2 separate regions of the Homo sapiens genome follow, and region 2 is linked to region 1. The links are chromatin loops, found by intact Hi-C in ENCODE. Cell type or tissue: endothelial cell of umbilical vein. All regions are shown on one strand. Each heading gives the region's core, and the rest is flanking DNA. Links, peaks and the distances in the headings are about the cores only. Region 1 has its middle 11 kb from the start of GCNT1. Region 2 overlaps PRUNE2 (prune homolog 2 with BCH domain).

The links. Hi-C counts contacts between places; a loop is a spot of excess contacts. Peaks named below come from ENCODE experiments on the same cell type or tissue, not always from the same donor. Only the 100,000 strongest peaks of a DNase experiment are listed, where the experiment ranks them.
Region 2: it touches region 1 in a loop (6-fold over the local background); 80 of 110 quality-filtered maps call a loop at or near these places.

The regions. Positions count from the first base shown.
Region 1 is chr9:76,442,320-76,453,179 of GRCh38, forward strand. It overlaps a transcript of GCNT1 not described here. Among named protein-coding and RNA genes, the nearest start is that of GCNT1, 11 kb to the right of the region's middle. In endothelial cell of umbilical vein, for the core only: a CTCF peak has its summit at 5,341 (motif pointing right); a DNase peak (open chromatin) is centred at 5,362.
Region 2 is chr9:76,658,206-76,669,065 of GRCh38, forward strand. All of the region lies in intron 9 of PRUNE2 (prune homolog 2 with BCH domain), which reads right to left. It overlaps LOC105376095 (a long non-coding RNA gene), which reads left to right. Exons shown (of 12, transcript XR_007061586.1): 12 at 5,430-6,334. Among named protein-coding and RNA genes, the nearest start is that of PCA3, 100 kb to the right of the region's middle. In endothelial cell of umbilical vein, for the core only: CTCF peaks have their summits at 4,447 (motif pointing right) and 4,650; DNase peaks (open chromatin) are centred at 4,436 and 4,946; H3K27ac peaks cover 1,598 bases.

The DNA of each region.
Region 1 (10,860 bases), core at 1,042-9,041:
GAAAATAAATTTGTGTTGCTTATAGCCATGCTGTGTGTGGTAGTTTGTTACAGCAGCAATAAGAAACTAACACAGTTGTGACCAGGCGCCATGGCTCATGCCTGTAATCCAAGCACTTTGGGAGGCTGAGGTGGGCGGATCACTTGAGGTCAGGAGTTCGAGACCAGCCTGGCCAACATGGCAAAACCCTGTCTCTACTAAAAATACAAAAATTAGCTGGGCTTGGTGGTAGGCGCCTGTAATCCCAGCTACTTGGGAGGCTGAGGCAGGAGAACCACTTGAACCCGTGAGGCAGAGGTTGCAGTGAGCCAAGATCATGCCACCGCACTCCAGCCTGGGCGACAGAGTGAGACTCCATCTCAAAAAAGAAAGAAAGAAACTAACACAGTGGTTTTATCTGATTATCCGATTATCAGAAGTAGTAAGAGAAATGTGAAAATGGTTCTTAAGTTACAAAGTACCATATGAAGATAAAGTATTCATTCATTTATTCTCTTATTTATTCATCAAATATTATTGAGCTCCTCCTACTTTGAGCCAAGCACTTTTATAGATGTTGGGAATATACTAAAGCCAAAATGGATTTAAAACAAAACAAACACTGGCCAGGCTCAGTGGCTCATGCCTGTAATCCCAGGCTGTATGTGGGGCATGAGAGGAAGCAGGAGATGTCAGGTGAGATACAGCAGTAGCATGGCCCAAGGTGGTAGCAATGGAGATGGGTAAAAGGGATCCTAATCTGGATATATTTTGAAATAGAGGCCAGGTTCAATGGCTCACACCTGTAACCCCAGCAATTTGGGAGGCCAAGGCAGGCAGATCACTTGAGCTCAGGAGTTCGAGACCAGCCTGGCCAACATGGTGAAACCCCGTCTGTGAAGACCAGCTCGGTTGGGGAGACCCTAACCCAGTGGTGCTAGAGGAATTAAAGACACACACACAGAAATATAGAGGTGTGAAGTGGGATATCAGGGGTCTCACAGCCTTCAGAGCTGAGAGCCCTGAACAGAGATTTACCCACGTATTTATTAACAGCAAGCCAGTCATTAGCATTGTTTCTATAGATATTAAATTAACTAAAAGTATCCCTTATGGGAAACGAAGGGATGGGCCGAATTAAAGGAATAGGTTGGGCTAGTTAACTGCAGCAGGAGCATGTCCTTAAGGCACAGATTGCTCATGCTATTGTTTGTGGCTTAAGAATGCCTTTAAGCGGTTTTCCACCCTGGGTGGGCCAGGTGTTCCTTGCCCTCATTCCGGTAAACCCACAACCTTCCAGCATGGCTATTATGGCCATCATGAACATGTCACAGTGCTGCAGAGATTTTGTTTATGGCCAGTTTTGGGGCCAGTTTATGGCCAGATTTTGGGGGATTTGTTCCCAACATCCGTCTCTACTAAAGATACAAAAGCTAGCCAGGTGTGGTGGTGCATGCCTATAGTCCCAGCTACTTGGGAGGCTGAAGCAGGAGAATCGCTTGAACCTGGGAGGCGGAGGTTTCAGTGAGCCACTGCACTCCAGCCTGGGCAACAGAGTGAGACTCTGTCTAAAAAAAGGAAAGAAAGAAAGAAAGAAAGAAAGGAAGAAAGGAAGAAAGGAAGAAAGGAAGAAAGGAAGGAAGGAAGGAAGGAAGGAAGGAAGGAAGGAAGGAAGGAAGGAAGGAAGGAAGGAAGAAAAAAAGAGCCAGAAGCATTTGTTGAATTGGGTGTGTGCTTTGTGAGAAAGAGAGGCAAGACAGATGACTCCAGGAGTGTTTGGCCTGAGCAACTAGGTGGAGTTGTCAATGAGTAAGTCCGGGAGAAAAGTGGGAGAAGCAGGCTCCGGGAGAAGAAGATAAGGAGCTGCGTATTGGACATGTTTGTTTGAAATGCCAATTTTACCTGTAAAGGGAGATGTTTACTAAGCAGTTGGAAATATGAGTCTGGAGTTCTGAGGACAGGTCCAGACTAGAGATAGAAATCAGAGCGATGTCGAGGTTAAATCTAGATGTACTTAACAGCATGAGGTTGGATGAGGCCATACAGAAGGGCTGTAGAGAAAAAAGAAGAGATCTGAGGCCTGAGTCGTGAAGCTCTGCAGGGTTAAGAGGCCTGGGGGAAGAGGAGGAAACTGAAGGCTGACAAAGAGTGACGAGAACAAAACCATGAGGATTAAGAGTCCAGGTGAGGAAAAAGGGTTTCAAGGTCAAGGAGTGACGATTTGTCTGAAATGCTGCTGAGAGTACAGGTAAAACAAGTTTAGATAAATGTCTGCTGGATTTAGAACCACAGAGCTGAAATGGACAGGGGCAGTTTCCCTAGAGGCACGGGACTAAGCACCTGATTAGAGAGGGTTTAATATAATTTGGAGACACCAGATACAGGCAATTCTTTTGACACAAAACAATCAGGTTCTTCCAGAAACTCCCTTTTCTGTTTTCACAAGGAGGCTGATGCCCTCTTGGGCCCTCTGTGTTGTTCTGGAGACCTCAGCTCTTAGCCTGCTGAAGGCAAGGAACAGGCGACAACCACAGCACCTTCTTCCCTGACCACAGCAAGGGGGAATGAAGGTCAGTTTTCTATGAAGCAGGAGTCAGTAAACTGCAGCAAACTATGATCACACCTGTTCATTTACGTGCTGTCTGTGGCTGCTGTCACACTAGAGGGACACAGGTAAGAGGTTGTGAGAGAATAAATAGCCCACCATACTTCAAATATTTACTATCTGGCCCTTTCCAGAAAAGGAAAGCTCTGCTATAAGTAGAGAATTAGGGCAGTAGCTAAGGAGGAAGGCGTTCAAGAAAGGGTTGTCAAAAGGAGAAATAACATTTTTGCATGCTGATAGGAACGATTCTGTGGAGAGAAAAAAAGTTGAAGTTGCAGAAGAAAGAATTGCTCGGATGATGTTCTCAAGTATAACATCAGAGGATGTTATACCTGGAATGAGGATCAGGTGCCCCAGTGGAAGGGTTGGCTTTACTAGGAATATAGACACATGTATCTCTCATTATCACTGTATGAAAAGATGTGGTACCTTACACATGAGAGCAATGTAAAGTTTAAACTCTTTGTTTCAGGTTTTCCTTTCCTTATTTATTTATTTATTTTTTTGACAGTCTCACTCTTTCACCCAGGCTGGAGTGCAGTGGCTCAGTCTCGGCTCACTGCAAACTCCACCTCTTGGGCTCAAGCGATTCTTGTCCCTCAGCCTCCCGAGTAGCTGGGATTACAGTCATGTACCACCAAGCCCAGCTAATTTTTGTATTTCTTTTTTGGTAGAGATGGGGTTTCAACATGTTGGCCAGGCTGGTCTCGAACTCCCGAGCTCAAGCGATCCTCCCGCCTTGGCCTCCCTCAGTTTTTACTTATTAGAATTGGCAAAGATAAAAACTGTGGCTAGGTGGGGTGGCTCACACCTGTAATCCCAGCAATCTGGGAGGCCAAGGTGGAAGGAATGCTTGAGGTCAGGAGTTCGGGACCAGCCTGGACAACATGGTGAGACTCCTGTCTCTATAAAAAATAGAAAATACGAAAATTAGCCAGACATGGTGGTGTGTGCCTGTTCCAGCTACTCAAGAGGCTGAGGAGGGAGGATCTCTTAAGCCCAGAAGTTTGAAGCTGCAGTGAGCTGTGGTCAATTACACCACTGGACTCCAGCCTGGGCAACAGAGCAAGACCCCATTTCCTAAATAAATCAATAAATATTATTTTTAAAACCTGTGATAATTTGCTCTGTTGGTGAGTGTGTGGGGGAAACAGGAAGTCACACATTGCTGGTGAGAATGTAAATTGGAACAATTTCTCTGTGGAAGACATGAAGAGTCATCAGGAAGCTTAAGGCCTGGGAGTTCCTAGGGGATCATCTATCTAGAAAATTTACCCTGGGAAACTGACCTTCAAGTCTCCCTTGCAGAGATTATGCAGGAATGCACTGGAGTGACTCCAGTGCCCTTCTCTGGTCAGGAACATAGCCAGGGTCTCCAGAACATATAGAGGGTGTAAGACAAGGAGAGTTTTTGCAGAAGCTGATGGGAGCCAGCACACAGCACCCAGGGAAGTTTGCCCTTGTGGAAAAGACGGCTGCCAAAACTCCCGCTCCATGCAATCTTCTTAGAGTTTAAATTCTCCTATCCTTTATCAAGGTCTAAGGAACTTGTTTCTTTTGCCTGTGTCTGATGGTATCTATTGCCAATCATCTTCCCCCACACAGAGGGTGAGACCTATCAACTTTTTAAATGCACATACATTTTGACCAAGCAATACCACTTACGGCAATTAATACTACACATATGTTTTATATATGTGTGAAGACATTCACTGTAGCATTGTTTATAATAGCAAAAAACTGGAAACAACTGGAATGGCCATTAGGGAACTATTTGAATATCATGGCATAGCCCCGTACTGGATAGACACTGAAAAGAACAAAGAGGCTTTATATAAACTAATATGGAATGATTTTCCAAACGTGTTAAGTGAGAAGAAGCAAAGTAAAGAACATATATGGGCCAAGCATAGTGGCTTGGTGTTTACATACATTAGATGTTAGAGGTACATACTAAAGAGGCAGTTTAGGCTGGGCACAGTGGCTCATGCCTGTAATCCCAGCACTTTGGGAGGCTGAGACGGGCAGATCACTCGAGTCCAGGAGTTTGAGGCCAACGTGGCCAACATGGTGATACCTCATCTCTACAAAAAATACAAAAATTAACTGGGCATGGTAGCGTCCACCTGTAATCCCAGCTACTTGGGAGGCTGAGGTAGGAGGATTGTCTGAGCCCAGGAGATTGAGGCTGCAGTGAGCTGGGAGCGTGCCACTGCACTACATCCTGGGCAGAGTGAAACCCTGTGTCAAAAAAAAAAAAAAAAAAAAAAAAAAAAAGAACAGATATGGATGGTATGTGGATATTGCTGAATTGCTTCTTCCTTTTCTTTTTTTCTTTTTCTTCTTTTTCTTTTTTGGAGACAGATCTCACTCTCACCCAGGCTGGAGTGCAGTGGCTTGATCACCACTCACTGCAGCCTCAACCTCCCGGGCTCAGGCAATCCTTCCACTTTAGCCTCCTTAATAGCTGGGACCATAGGTGTGCACCACCACGCCCCAGCTAATTTTTATTTTTATTTTTTTGTAGAGAGAGGTTTCACCATGTTGCCCAGGCTGGTCTTAAACTCCTGGGCTTAAGCGATCGGGCTGCCTCAGCCTCCCAAAGTGCTGGGATTACAGGCATGAGCCACTGTGCCCAGCCTAAACTGCCTCTTTAGTATATACCTCTAACATCTAATGTATGTAAACACTAGGACTGATTTTCACCCTATTTCTTAACTTTTTTATAGTTATACATGTGATTTTGCACACTACCACCAGAGGGGGCCTCTGCCACACTTCACGCAATATTTACAAGTCAGTATGGAGGATGTTTATTAAATAATTTTTATATCTAGAACATTCTTGTTCATTTAGCATAGGCATTTTGGTGCTCAGCTTTAAAAAAACTCTGTGAGCCCCCTGGCTCATCCGTCTTCTTTAGCATGTCAGTCCACAATCCCTGTGTCCAGTACGCCCTGACCCTGTCATCTTCCTTTGCTGTGCTGGATTCCTGAAACTGAAAATGCCTCACAACTTCTATGCACTCTTACCCTCAAAAGAGTGCATTTAGTGGCATGGCTGTGCCAGCCGTCTTTGTCCAGATGGCTTCCAGATAGGAATCACTGAGTCCAGGAATACTTTGAGAAGCCTGGAGAGCCTCTACTCTGAAAGTTTATCATCACTGCAAACTCAGCGAGTCCAGATTTTGCTCAACACATGCTGTCTGCTTTCTGTTTACCCCTCTAGTCTTTACTAACAGACACTTTATATATATATATACACACAGCCAGGCGCGGTGGCTCGCGCCTGTAATCCAAGCACTCTGGGAGCCCGAGGCAGGCGGATTACTTAAGCCCAGGAGTTTGAGACCAGCCTGGGCAACATGGTGAAACCCTATCTCTACAAAAAATACAAAAATTAGCCAGGTGTGGTGGCACGTACCTGTAGTCCCAGGTACTTGGGAGGCTGAGGTGGGAGGATGGCTTGAGCCCAGAAGACTGAGGCTACAGTGAGCTGTGATCATGCCACTGCACTCCAGCCTGGGTTGCAGAGTACGACCCCACCTCAAAACAACAACAGCAGCAAAAAAATCTTATTGAGGCATGGTTTAATAAAATATAGCTGTTTAGGTGTATAGTTCCATGACTTCTGACCAACCTACTAACCCAGGCAATTATTACCACAATCAAGATAAAGAACATTTCTATCACCCCAAAAAGCAAATGCCCTCCTCTCCCCACACTCAGCCCCAGCAACAACTGCTCTCCTTTCTGTCACTATAGATTAGATTTGCCTCTTCCAGAATTTCAGATACATAAACATGAATCAAACGGTCTGTACTCTTTCGTGTTTGGCATCTTTATCTCCACATAAGGTCTGGAGATTCATCCATGTTGAAGTGTGAATCAATTTTGCTTTCTTAAATGTCATTCCATTATTTTAATATGATATGCTGCAATTTGTTGATCCATTCAGACAGGTACTTCTTTTAACTTGTTTTTGCTGGTAAACACCCTGATGGGCATCTGCTCACTGTACATGTCATTTTCTTTTGGACAGAAATGCTAAATTTACTATTATTTGTTCATTTATTTTATGTTTTTCCAAAATGGAAACATCTTTCTGAAACAATGGGAAAGGGATCAGAATATGCCACCCCAGGCTGGGCATGGTGGCAGGGCCTATAATCCCAGCATTTTGGGAGGCTGAAGTGAGAAGATCCCTTGAGGCCAGGAGTTTGAGACCAGCCTGGGCAATAAAGCAAGACCCTGTCTCTACCAAAAACAAAATAAAATAAATTAGCGGGGCGGGGTAGTGTGTACCTGTAGTCCTAGCTACTTGGTTCAAGATGACAGTGAGGTATGATCACACTACCACACTCCAGCCTGGGCAACAACAAACAAGACCCTGTCTCTATAAAAAACAACAAAAAAAAAAACAAGCAAATAAAATGATAATAGTAAAAGTAAAAAAGAATGTGCCACCTCAAAACATGCCATATTGGCATAAGGATTATTTTGAGCTAAAGGCAACTGAGAAACAGCAGACACAAGCAAAACTCTTTGCCCTCTCTCTTTCTACCTACAAACGTTTGCCTAATTTCCCTTTGCAAAGGTGATGCCCTCTCCCATACCAGAATAAGGTGAACAATTCATCTGCATAACACACCTCACTAAACAAGCCTTAATTACCATGCCTTTCCCAGTTACCTTCCCACAATTTACCCACACCAGAGAAGCGCAGCCTCTCCCCATTTCCCTTGTCTAGTAGCTTCCCACACTTTATCATCCTCTGTTAAAATGCTGTATAAGCTCCTGGGTCTAAGCACCTCTTTGGGATTTTCACTTTTTTTCTGTGAAGCTTACATATGCAAACAAAATAAACCTTTTCGTTTTTGTTTGTTTTGTTTTGTTTTTGAGACAGAGTCTCACCCTGTCACCCAGGCTGGAGTGCAATGGTGTGATCTCGGCTCACTGCAACCTCTGCCTCCTGGGCTCAAGTGATTCTCATGCCTCAGCCTCCCAAGTAGCTAGAATTACAGACGCCCAGCTAATTTTTTGTATTTTTTGTAGAGACAGGTTTTCGCCGTTTTGGCCAGGCTGGTCTCAAACTCCTGACCTCAAGTGATCCACCAGCCTCAGCCTCCCAAAGTGCTGGGATTACAGGTGTGAGCCACTGCGCCCGGCCCTATTCGCCTCTTTTTATAAATTATATGTAACTGATGGTGTGTAAATTCTGTCCTGTCTGGCAATAATTTAATTGGTTCCCGCCATCCCCACCCTATGAAAATACCAGTTTTGTTTCCATTTGCAATTCATCTTAACATTCCTTTACTCCAGATAAATCTGTGCTTTTTGACTTTTCCTTTGAAATGTTTATAACGTACATCTGATTCCCTTATAGCATATGCGTAAATTCCTTAACAGATGTGCACTTTTATATTTGTATGAGTCATGATTTTATCTTTCTCTGAAAATTATTTTTTAACAACCCTTACATTGTTTACAGTGTTTCGATTCTGAAATCTTTGTGTATTTGTAAAATTTCCTACATAGGATAAATTCCTAGATGAATAGTTGTCCATAAGTATCCATGTTGTCCAAATGCCTTCTAGAAAGTTTGTAGAAATCTCTACAACAGAGAGCAGCACAGGAGTCTGTATTCCTACACCTTCATCTATATTATGTTTATCAATCTTTTTCAACTTTGCCAATCTGATAGGTAAAAAGTGATTTGTAGTTTTAATTTGCTTTTCTTCAATTCCTATTGAAATTGAGCATCTTTTTATGTGGATTTCTTCTTTAGTGAAGTATCTTATCATGCCCTTTGCCCATTTTTCACCTGGTGCATATTTTTACGTAAACACCCCTTTATTTGAAAAATTAATTTTTGCTTACATACTATTGCATATATTTTCTAGTTTGTTGACTTTTAACTTTGTTTATGATATATTTTGTTATGCATACATTTAACACTTTAATGTATTAACTATATCAAACTATTTTGTGTGTGATTTTAGCTTTGTTGCCATTCTGAGAAATGCTGCCTGCTCTTAAAAGGGATCAACCTGTTTCTTTTTAAAAACATTAAAGAACTTACATGTATGGGTTTTAGAAACATATTTCAGGCTTTACTCTACCTGGAATTTGCATGCTTAGGAGCCACACTTTCTTTTTTTCCTGGACAGTACATTTATGATTGAATTTGCTTTCTCCATGCTTTGAAAGTAGTACCTTACTCTTTTATGTCTTCCTCATGTTCTTTTCAATGTAATTTGATTAAATTTCTAAAACAATTCAAAACTAATTTTGTAGCATTTGTCAAAATAAATCTGGATTTAGGCAAGGGGAGACTTTATTCAAAAGGATTATTGCAAGAAGAGGATGGGTGGCTATCATAAAAGGATGAGGAGAGCTCTTTAGCCAGTGCTATTTTTCAGAAAAACAAGGCTCTGGCAAAGATCAACACTGTTGACCTCCCTTTTGTTAATGATAAAAGAATATTATTCACCACTGAGCAATTCAGATGCAATCCTAAGCCTCCTACATGGGGTGAGTCAGGGACTAAGAAACGGTCTCCTGGGGACTCTGGTTGGTGTTGTTCCCACAAAACCAGCTGAAGCATCTGTTGAAAGGTGGTGGCAAAAATCAGTTGTTTAAGGGTCAGGTATCTTAAAATGAGGAATGCCTACCATTAAAAAGATAAATGTTAATTAAAAGTTTTAATATAAAAGGCCAAAGAAATATTAATCTTGGCATCTACAAGCCAAGGAGAGAGGCCTCAGAAAAAGCCCAACTCTGCTGACACTCAATTTTGGACTTCCAGCCTCCAGAATTGTGAGAAAACAAAATTCTGTTGTTTAAAGTACCAGTCTATGGTACTTTGTTGACAGACCTAGCAAAGTAATATACCTACAGAGAAAACTATGAAGTAGATAATTAGCTGTCTGTCATATACCAGCATATTGTAGCAGACTAGTCAAGCTTAAGGTTATATATCTTGTGACTTTTTTATAGCCATACACTTCCTTATAGTACAACTTTTCTTTTCTTTTCTTTCTTTCTTTTTTTTTTTTTTTTTTGTTGTTGTTGTTGTTGTTTTGAGATGGAGTCTCTCTCTGTCGCCCAGGCTGGAGTGCAATGGTGTGATCTCGGCTTACTGCAACCTCCACCTCCTGGCTTCAAGTGATTCTCCTGCCTCAGCCTCCCGAGTAACTGGGATTACAGGCCCCTGCCACCACATCCAGCTAATTTTTGTATTTTTAGTACAGATGGGGTTTCACCATGTTGGTCAGGTTGATCTCAAACTCCTGACCTCAGGTGATCCACCCACCTTGGCCTCCCAAAGTGCTGGGATTACAGGTGTGAACCACTGCACCTGGCCTGTACAACTTTTCAGTGTGGCAAGAATGAACACATCATTAGCAGACCAAAATATATTTAGCCTCTCTGTACTAAAAAAAATTTACATAAGCTTTAAATTATGCTCCACTAGTCTATCTTACTTAGAAATGATCTAGGTACTTATATTAGACCATTCTTGTATCGCTATAAAGAACTACCTGAGACTGGGTAATTTATAAAGAAAAGAGGTTTAATTGGCTCACAGTTCTGTACGCTGCACAGAAAGCATGGCTTGGGAGGCCTCAGGAAACTTACAATCATGATGCAAGTTGAAGGGGAAGCAGGTACATCTTACACGGCTGGAGCAGGGGGAGGAGAGGCAGGGAGGAGGTGCCACATACTTTTAAACAACCAGATCTCATGAGAACTCCATGACAAGACAGCACCAAAGGGATGGTGCTAAACCATTAGAAACCGCCTCCAGGATTCAATCACACTCCATCAGGCCCCACTTCCACAACTGGGGACTACAATTCGATATGAGATTTGGGCAGGGACACTGATCGAAACCATATCACCCCCGAAGTGGGAAGGGCTCCCTACCCAGCTAGTTTCCCCTTCAGCCAGACCAGCTGTACCCTACTTAATCTTCAATCTAAGGAGCTTTACCTACCTGCCAGCCCACAGAACTATTTGAACAAGCCAATTACATCCTCCCGTGGAATAAAAGGTTACCTCACTCTTGTGCCATTACTACAAAGCCTGCCTCACACAGCCCCTGCTGCTTCAGTCTGCTTTCAAATGCAATTCCCATGTGGCTCTGCCTGGCATGCAATAACCTCCTCACCCCTTAGGCTGTGAGTATGTAACTGAAAAAACTGTAGCCAATCTCATCTGCCCAGTATTGGGTGTCATCTGTTCAGCCATCTCCTGTTTAGCACAGGAGATCCC
Region 2 (10,860 bases), core at 979-8,978, 220 kb after region 1:
AAATTAGCTGGGTGTGGTGGCGCATGCCTGTAATCCCAGCTACTCGGGAGGCTGAGGCAGGAGAATTGCTTAAACCTGGGAGGCAGAGGTTGTGGTGAGCTGAGATGGTGCCATTGCACTCCAGCCTGGGCAAAAAGAGCAAAACTCCGTCCCACTCCCCCCCAAAAAGAAGGCTATAGGGACATGTTAGAAAACCCCTGGGACAGAGGGAAAGCTGAGCCAGAATAGCCTAGAAGCAAATCTAAGAGAAACCCAAGTCACGCTCTTTGTAAATACTTCAACCACATTCATACATTAAGCCCATAAACATTTGCAGAAATGAAGTGGCCAAACAGCAGTTGTTGACTAAGCAGGACAGCAGTTTTGTGATCAGTAACTGAAGCCTCTCAAGATCTGTTAGGTAACAAACCAGTCCAGTGTAAAGGTCTGTATTTTACTTTATCTATCTGTAGCCTCTACTTAATTTTGAGTTTCTTTATACAGAATGGAGCTAACCAAGAGGTTGAGGGAGTTGTAAACACAAGTCAGGCTGTACTATGGCTGAAACAGCTACATGTCTCCATCTAGAGGATGTATTAAAACTGCTTCATGGTTTCTTTGCTGGATGGTACTGTGACATTAACACCATGTGTGTTAGAAGATCAATGTATTATGACATATTGATCTTCACCAAGTATTTCTGGCTCTCTGCCTTTTGAGTGCATGGTAGTATTGCACTTTCCTGTCCCCTTTGAAGTTAGGGTAGCCACATGACTTGCTTTGGCTAATGAAGAAAGAGTGGAAGGGAGAGATGTCGCTTCTGAGCAGAAGGCTTAGGAGCAAGCGTGTGAGGAGCCACATCCTCTTCCCACATAGGTGGCTGTGGAGGGGCTCGGCCAGGCTGTGTCCCGAGTGCCTCTGATGAGCAGAGGCCTCGATGAAAGCTTGCTGGAAATGTAAACAAGAAATGAACTTTTGTTGTGTTTTGCCCTGAGATATTGTAGTTATTTGTTACCACATTACGATCTAGCCCATTCTTACTATATAGCTGGCCTTTATTGTTTCAAAGGGAATATTTGACTTATGCTATGCTCAAAAATTTATTTCCTGATTTGGGTAACCAATTTTCCACATTCTTAGCCCAGATTCATATTGACAGTAAATATCTTTACGTCTGGATTGCTAAAGCATCAAAGCATATAGGAACAAAAAGCTTGAAAAGACACTGAATGCTTTTAAATATTCTATAAGACTGAGTATTAATATATCACCTTTAGGGTTTTTGTCATAGCCTTTAATCACTTGCCAATTTACTTAACATTTTCTTTAGATTGACTTATTTTATTAAGGTTATTTTGAGAGGAATGTTTGTATCACTAGTGTACAGGTTGAGTATCCCTTATCCAAAATGCTTGGGACCAGAAGTATTTAAACCTTCCGACTTTTTTGGATTTTGGAATATTTGCATTATATACTACAAGTTGAGAATCCCTACTCTGACGATCTGAAATCTGAAATGCTCCAATGAGCATTTCCTCTGAGTGTTGTGTCAGCACTGAAGAACATGAATTTTGGAGCATTTTAGATTTCAGACTAGGGATACTCAACCATTATATGTAAACTTAAATCACTCACGTAAAATAAATGGTGAGTGATTTAAGTTACATAAAATAAATAACATATATAGAAAAAATTAAATATAATAAAAATAAAATAATACTATTAAATTTAAGTTAGAAACCCCTGGAATCTCACTCAGAGGTTTTTCCTCTTTGCTAAAAGAGAGATGTTAGGAAGTGTTGGCTAAGTCTGACAAGGTGTAAAGCCATGTATCATTAAAAATACAAGAAATGCTATATGAAATAGCATACTCCAAAAGTTACTAATACATTTCCAAGCTTAAAAAAATAAGATTAAGTCCACAGGTGCCAGAAATAAAGAGTTATTATAGAAGGCTGATAAAAACCTAGCACACAGGGTTCTTGCACTGGACACAGGACTTAGGGTCTCACAGCATAAGGGACCTCCTGGTGATGGAAGAAAGGCCTAGACCTGAACTTCTATATAGGGCTCTGGACCTTCAGGAACTTTCCCCTTAACAAAAAGGGGATGGAAAAAAACTCTCTCCTCTGGCCTTGGAGGTTTTGGGTAGAAAATAAAAAGCAACCAGTAGGAGCTGGAGACACTAGCTGTGGGCCGCTCATGTCTCAATTTATATTACCTGAATGATGTAGAAATGAATCAAGAAATTAAGATGAAAATTCATCTAGGATCACTGAACACCTAGGACCCTAGGGTTCCAAAAGAATCAGATGTGGGCCAGGCACGGTGGCTCACGCCTGTAATCCCAACACTTTGGGAGGCCGAGGCAGGTGGATCATGAGGTCAGGAGTTCAAGACCAGCCTGGCCAAGATGGTGAAACCCCATCTCTACTAAAAATACAAAAATTAGCCGGGTGTGGTGGTGCACACCTGTAATCCCAGCTACTTGGGAGGCTGAGGCAGAAGAATCACCTGAACCCGGGAGGCGGAAGTTGCAGAGAGCCGAGATTACATCACTGAACTCCAGCCTGGGCAACAGAGCAAGACTCTGAATCAAAAAAAAAAAAAAAAAAAAGAAAGAAAGAAAGAATCAGATGTGAAACCACTTGGTAGTGCTTACTTCTACAAGCAAGTTTCACTGGAAATCCAATTAGGTGCAAGAAAAAACTCTCTGAAAGATGAGCTCATATAAAAAAACCCTATAAACTACACTTGGGAAAAATACTTTGAGGCATTTCCAGGAGATGCAATAAATAGAAAAATTAGCAATAAAAGTAATAAAATAAAAGAATAGCATGAAAGAGGCCATAATGATTAAAGAATAATATCTAAACCTTTGTTGTGTTAAACCACTGAGATTTGGGGTTGTCATAGCAGGTAATGTCACCAAGACCTCAGTAGCCATTCTGCTTAAAAAAGAAACATCTAAAACATAATAATGCAGAAGTGTTGACAAGAAAGTGGTATTTTTAAAAAACAGAGAAATACTAAACACAAGAAAGCATTACAATATTATTATTATTTATCATTATTGTTAGTATTTTTTGGTACAGTCGTCCAGGCTGGAGTACAGTGGTGCAATCTTGGCTCACTGAAGTCTCCACCTCCTGGGTTTAAGCGATTCTCCTGCCTCAGCCTCCCAAGTAGCTAGGATTACAGGCACCTGCCACCATGCCCAGCTAAGTTTTGTATTTTTAATAGAGATGGGGTTTCACCATGTTGGCCAGCCTGGTCTCAAACTCCTGACCTCAGGTGATCTGCCTGCCTCAGCCTCCCAAAGTGCTGGGATTACAGGCATGAGCCACTGCACCTGGCCAGCATTACAGTATTAATGCCCAGCAAAACAGACTTCAGAAAAGGCATTATTAAGGCTAAAGAAAGTTATTATTTAGTGATACAAGGAATAATTCTTCAGAAGATGTAATAATTGAGAGCCAATGTGTTCTTAACAACATAGCCTCAAAATATGTAAAACAAAAATTGAAAATACATTATAAGGCAAAATAAATTTCATGGGGTAAAATCTGAGTATACCTCTCAAGAATTTATAAATTAATTTGAAAAGAAATATATAAGAATATGGCAGATCTGAACAATGCAGTAATATAGCTTGATCTAATGGAGAGATCTGCAGTCAATAAAAACACAGTTTTTTTTTTTTGAACTCACCAAAACTTACCATACGTGATGTCTCATAAAATACCAAAAGTCAACATCACATGTACTATATTCTCTGACTTCGGGGCCATACCTCTAGTTATCAATCACAAAAAGTCTCCAATCACAGTTTGGAGACTAAAAAACACACGTGTAAGTAACCAAACAATAAAGCCCTGCACATCCAAACTTGTGAAAGCAGCTAAAGAAGTTCCTAGAGGAAAATAAATAGCCTTAAGTTCAGATTTTAGGAAATAAGATGAACTGAATTAGCTAAGCATTCAACTCAGCCCAGGAAGTTATAAAAAGAAACATGCTCTTAGGTGACTTGATGCTATTTATGCTAAATCTTTGCACCTTCTCTAATGATCCTGAATACCACCAAATGGAGAAAGAACGGTGATAGAAATGGAAGTCTCCAATTTGAGAATGAAGCCCACGTATATTCGTAGATTGTGTGTTTCTGATACTTACATTTCTTCATATGGAAGGCTAATTGCAGTATGTGACAGAGAATGAAGGACAACAAATGCAGAACTTTTGGACATAAATGCACCTTCTTGCCTTTAGAACAGGTACAAAATTAAGCCCATTCTGCATTTTGTATTTTTTCAACGTATCTGAATCTGGAGGGATTTGACTGTTGTTGTAGGATTAGCTTTGCCTGAGATTAGGTTCTTTTTAACAGGAAATGAGCAGTGAGCCAAGAGCTGGCACACACATACCAGTAGCATTTCTAGATGGTAATGTTTCCTGACAGACACGGATATCCAGCAGCAGGTGGCACCCCTTTTCAGGAATAACCACTTTTACAAGATTGGCCACTGAAATATATACCTCCATAAAAAGTAAAGTAGCAGGTCATGACATGGGGTCCATTGTTCTTTAGAAAAATACTGACGGTTATGCTGATATATTTTGGGAAAATGATTACATAAAGAGAAATATCTCTTGTGTTAAGAGTTCCTTAATACTCTCCTGGCTTCTTTCTAGTCTATTAAGATCTGCTGGACTGATAAGGTTGCTGTCTCTAGAAACAGAGATAAAAAGAAAAAAGAAAACACAAACAAAACCTTTCATGAGGTGCTTGCCTTCCCTCGTTAAGAATATCAATTAGCCTATGGGCTGGAGGACTGCCATTTGAGGGTTCTTGTCTGATAAAGTAGGCTGCTCCATTTAAGCCAGCAGTACATGGCACCCTGTGAACCACAGAGTACTTATCAAATTACTCAAAGTAGGAGGTGAGACTGAAGCAGCACTGAGCTTCACACTTTGCCTAATCAAGCTAATCCCAAGACAGGAAATGCTACAATAGGAAGCTGGGGTCAAGCCCATGAAATAACGCTCTTTAGCAACAGTTCGCTAACCCAGCTGGGCCTCTCTCATCCTAGAACAGGTAAGCACTGTGGCCAGGCAGGGAGAAGCATCTTAGAAGCCAGCCAGCTGAAGAGAGATGAAGGAGGGAGGTGAGAGCTGGAAACTGACTGCACACAGTAGGAAGATAAGCGCCGAGCACTCGCCCAGACACCTTCTTTAGGGAATGTGCAAAACTGCAGAAACCACAGCTAAACATTCTCAGGTTCTCAGAGGTGGGGGACACGACGCAGCCTCCTTACCCAGGGTCAGATTCTAAAATTCTGCAGGGAGCAAAAAAATCACTTGTAGCTCAATGATCCTCAAACATTTTCTTGAATTGTTCCCTGAATAGAGTGTACATGGTTTTGCATGTCAATTTTTTTTTCTTTTTACAGTGAGGCTTAAACATGAAAATTTGAGGAACGCTGAGCAGGAATAGAAGGAAAGCCTACATTTTTATCATTTCAACCTCTTTGCTTTTCAGAGAATAATTAACTCCTTGGCTGTGAATGATGGATGCATGGAGAATTCTACCTCTTGCCTGCAGGCTATTTGCTAGCTTCTTTTAATATTTTTCCTATAACCTTAAGATCTATGAATAGATTTGTTTGTTGTGGAGAAGATTAAATTAGATGGCATAATCTCACATTGGAGAGGGGCATATACTTATTTAGGAAGTGAGTTTACAGTTCACAACCAGGATGGCTCAAAGGGATCTCAAACTGAACATGTTCAAAACCTAATCCCACATCTTCCTCTACGCAGATCCGCTACATCCTACCTTCTCTGTGACGACTTTGAAAAGTGTCCATGAATTCTTTGACACTCTTTTCAAAAGGTGGAGCCTAATTTCCCGTCCCTTAAGTGTGGACTGATGATTTGCTTCTAAAGAACAGAATAAGGTGGAATGGATGGTAGGTGACTTCTAAGGCTAGGTCCTAAAAAGCACTGTGTGCTTTGTTCTCTCTTGGGTCTCTCAGTCTGGGAGAAACCAGCTACCCTGTTGTAAGGACAGTCAAGCAGCCCTGTGGAGAGTCCATGTGGCAAGGAACTGAGGCTTCCTGTGAAAATCCAGGAAGGAACTGAAGCCTTCTGCCAACAGCCATGTGAACGAGCCATCTTGGAGGCAGATCCTGCAGCCTGGCTAATGTCTTGATGGCAACTTAACAAGATACCTTAAGCCAGAACCATCTAGCTAATACACTCTTGAATTCCTATTACAAACACTGGGAAATAATCAATGTTTGTTGTTTTAAGCTGCTAAACTTTGATATTATTTATTTTATTCATTTATTTTTTGAGACAGGGTCTTGCTGTATTGCCCAGGCTGGAGCGCAATGGAGCGATCTCGGCTCACTCCAGTCTCCATCTCCTGCGTTCAAGTGATTCTCCTGCCTCAGCCTCCCGAGTAGCTGGGATTACAGACGTGCACCACCATGCCGAGCTAATTTTTAGGAGAGATGGGGTTTCACCATGTTGGTCAGGCTGGTCTCCAACTCCCAGGCTCAAGTGATCCTCCCACTTCGGCCTCCCAAAGTGCTGGGATTACAGGCATGAGCCATTGCACCTGGCCGAGATTATTTATTATACAGCAATAGCTAACTAATACATTCCTCATCCTAGTGAATGTCTCTACATATCACCTGGGCACTCAAGCTCCCAAACTGGCATTCACTCTTACTTTCTTTTCTTTCCCACCATTTCTTCCTCATCCAGTTGGCCATCCAATCCTATAAATTTATGTCATCCTCTCCACTCCATTCTCACTACAAAAGCCTTAGTTCAAGTTCATTTTTTTCATGCAGAAACATCACCACCTTTCTGTTTACGATCGTCATCCCTACCTCCTCCAAATTATAACTAATATCCTTCTTCATCTTAACCTTGACACCACCTTCTTGTGTTTAAATCCTTTCAATTCACCACTTCAGGGAAAGAATTTGGCTTCAGAGAAGGGCTCACAAGGCCCTCTTGACCTGGCCCCTAAGCCCAGACTCAAGCCTCCTTTCTCATTCCCCACTCCCCACTTAGCCTTGCCAATCTTGCTGTCCTGTACTACTCAGTGTGGACATCTCCATCCTGGAACCTCGCCTCCATCCCACAGAATCGGGATCTGGGACCTCACCTCCACCCCACAGAGTAAGGTCCTGGGACCTCACCTCCATCCCACAGAGTGGGGACCTGGGACCTCACCTCCTCCCCACAGAGTCGGGTCATGTCCCATAGCACCCTGTGCTTACCTCACGTGGATGCTGCCATGTTCCTATGATTTCCTGTTTGAAATGTGTCTGCCCCCACTCCTCCCCACTGCCACCCTCTCCACACACACATGAATCTCCTGGGGGACAAGCACACCCAGTGCTTAGCACAGGGCTCAGCACATGGTGGAGATGAATGAGTCACTATTGAACAACACAGATTTAGACACGTGAAGGTGCCCTGCCCTTTGGGTAAAGTGCTCCTCAGAATGTCTCACCACATAGTGAAACTTGACCATAAAAATTATCTTCCAGGCCAGGCGTGGTGGCTCACACCTGTAATCCCTGCACTTTGGGAGGCTGAGGTGGGCAGATCACCTGAGGTCAGGAGTTCGAGATCTGTGGGCGGCAAGCCACCTAGGTGCCAAGGCAAAAGACTGAGGGCACGAGCTGTTTCAGTATAATAAAATATATAAAACAACAAGAATTATACTAGATCTAGATCATAGACATGATTATATATGAATATCATTAATCATTAGTTCGTAGCAATTACTCTTTATTCCAATATTATAAGAATCTTCACTCTATAATCATAACCTAGGAAAAACCAGGCCATACAGTGATAGGAGCTGAGGGGACATAGTGAGAAGTGACCAGAAGACAAGAGTGTGAGCCTTCTGTTATGCCCGGACAGGGCCACCAGAGGGCTCCTTGGTCTAGCGGTAATGCCAGGGCCTTGGAAGACACCCGTTGCCAAGCGGACCGTGGTCTAGCGGTAGTGTCAGTGCCAAGGGAAAACACCCGCTACTTAGCAGACCTGGAAAGGGAGTCTCTCTTTCCCCGGGGAAGTTTAGAGAAGACTCTACTCCTCCACCTCTTGTGGAGGGCCTGACATCAGTCAGGCTTGCCCGCAGTTATCCGGAGGCCTAACCATCTCCCTGTGATGCTGTGCTTCATTGGCCACGCTCCTAGTCCGCTTTCATGTTCCATCCTGTACACCAGGCTCTGCCTTTTAGATAGCAGTAGCAAAATTAGTGAAAGTACTAAAAGTCTCTGATATGCAGAAATAATGGCGTAAGCTGTCCTCTCTCTCTCCCTCTCTCTCTGCCTTGGCTGCCAGGCAGGGAAGGGCCCCCTGTCCAGTGGACACGTGACTCATGTGACCTTGTCAATCATTGGAGATGACTCACACTCCTTATCCTGCCCCTTTTGCCTTGTATCCAATAAATAACAGTGCAGCCTTGCATTCAGGGCCACTACCAGTCTCCGCGTCTTGGTGGTAGTGGTCCCCCGGGCCCAGCTGTCTTTTCTTTTATCTCTTTGTCTTGTGTCTTTATTTCTGCAATCTCTCGTCTCCGCACACAGGGAGAAAAACCCACTGACCCTGTGGGGCTGGACCCTACAGAGATCAGCCTGACCAACATGGAGAAACCCTGTCTCTATTAAAAATACAAAATTAGCCGGCTGTGGTGGTGCATGCCTGTAATCCCGGGTACTTGGGAGGCTGAGAAAGGAGAATCACTTGAACCCAGGAAGCAGAGGTTGGGGTGAGCCAAGATCGCATCATTACACTCCAGCCTGGGCAACAAGAGCGAAACTCTGTCACAAAAAAAAAGAAAATTCTCTTCCAACAAATTCCTTTTGATAAGAAGTTTAGCTTTTGTCAAAACATAATTTAGAAATATAGGTGATGCTTATGGGAGTGTTTTACAAAGAAGTCATCACTGTGAACCCAATTAGGCAACGGTCACTCTCTGGTGTGGCACATATTGTGCTCTCTCCTCCAACAGTAAAAGCTCTTTGATAATATTAGGAGCAACTGGGAGTGAATTTGAAAGAATGAGGTTCTTCCGAAGGGAAGGGGGAAAAGTAGACCATTGTTTTTCTTCAGAATTGGAGACAATCTTCAATGCCAGGGATGCCAGCATCTGCAGGACGCCCAAGTGAGCAGCAGAACTGGCTGGGCTGGCAGCATAGGCTCCTGCCATCTGCAGCCCCCATTTCACCTGCTCAGCATCTCCTGGGATTTACACTTTGGGAAGACTGCCTGCCTGCCCCACCCTCCTGCCCATAAGATAAGCTCACAAAGGGTCCCCTTCCCCACAGTGCAATGCAAAGCTGCACTCTTGCAGTCTGACTTCCTGCCCCAAGTAGTTCAAGAGTGTGAAGTCATCCAAATGCCTTGGACAAGCTGGCACCAGAAATATGAACCACAGGAACACACATAGATAAGATATTCCTTCAACTGCTGCTCAGCAGTTATATTTGCTAATCTGCAGGACATGGGAGGGTTGCCTTTGACTTTTCTGGAGGTGGAATCAGCACAGTGTTTCTGGAAGGGCTAGATACTGAATATGTTGGGCTTTACATGCTCTACAGTTTCTGTGGCAACAACTGAGCTCTGTTGTCCTAGCACAAACGTAGCTATAGACAATATGTAAATGCATAGGTATGGCTGTGTTCCAATAAAACTTTATGGACAAAAATAGGTGGCTGACTGGATTGGGCTTGGTGGGTAGCGTAGGGGGAGGTTTGACAACCGCTGTCCTAGAGTCTAACAACTTAAATAACATTTCATTTTCTTAAAGTTGAATATATATTTAAAACTGTGAAGCTCTCATATTGGTGCAAGTGGTACACCCAAATGTGTTTCTATAAGGAATATAAATTGAGGTACAGTTTTTGGTTGTAGTCATCAAAATTTTAAATACACATAGCCTTTGACCAGCTGTTCTAAGAATATATAGTGCAGAATACTCACAGGTATATACCAAGATATATGTAAAAAGATGTTTACTGTAAAAATACAAAAACAAAACTGGAGGGTTTTCAAAAACAGTCTGAATTTGATGATCATGCAAACACGAAATAATTAAAAATTTCTCAGATCTCTGATTTTCCCAACTGTGCTATGCTGAATCTTCCTTCCCTACATCATGCTATCTTGTTACTTTCAATTACTAAAATCTAATCTAGTTTAAAACATCCAGTTTCTCATCTAAAAATTCTATCTCCTTCACTCTCCTACCTGGGCCAACCAAAGCTGTGCTTCAGGGAATTTGGGATAGGAAGGGTTCTCCCATTCCTCCTCTTACCCCAGGATTCTGATCTGTGAAAAGGGCCTGGGTGGGAGGGTGAGGTGGAAGCTGGAGAGAGGCCTGGATCATTCTCTCACTCCTCTTCCCAGCCTGAACTCTGGGAGCCCCTCCCTCTGTTGGAAACTTGTAGGAGTTCCTTGAGGGCCTGTGGGGCCTCCCCACTGTACACTTCACTGATACAGGAGGACCGGCTTCATTCCACATCTTCCTTTTGTCCTCAGCTCCTGGCACTGCCTCTGGCTGGGGACTTCTCACCTTGGGAGGCATCGTCGTTTGGAGGGCTTCCATAGCAAAGTATCGCACACAGTAACTTCACCAACAGAAATTTACTCGCTCACAATTCTGGAGGTTGGAAGTCTGAGATCAAGATGTCATCAGGGTTGGTTTCTTCTGAGGCCTCTCTCCTGGACTTGAAGATGGCCATCTTCTCTCTCTGTTTTCACAGTCATCCCTCTGTGTGTGTGCATGTCCTAATCTCTTTTCCTCATAAAGACACCAATCCTACTGGATTAGGGCCTACCCTAATG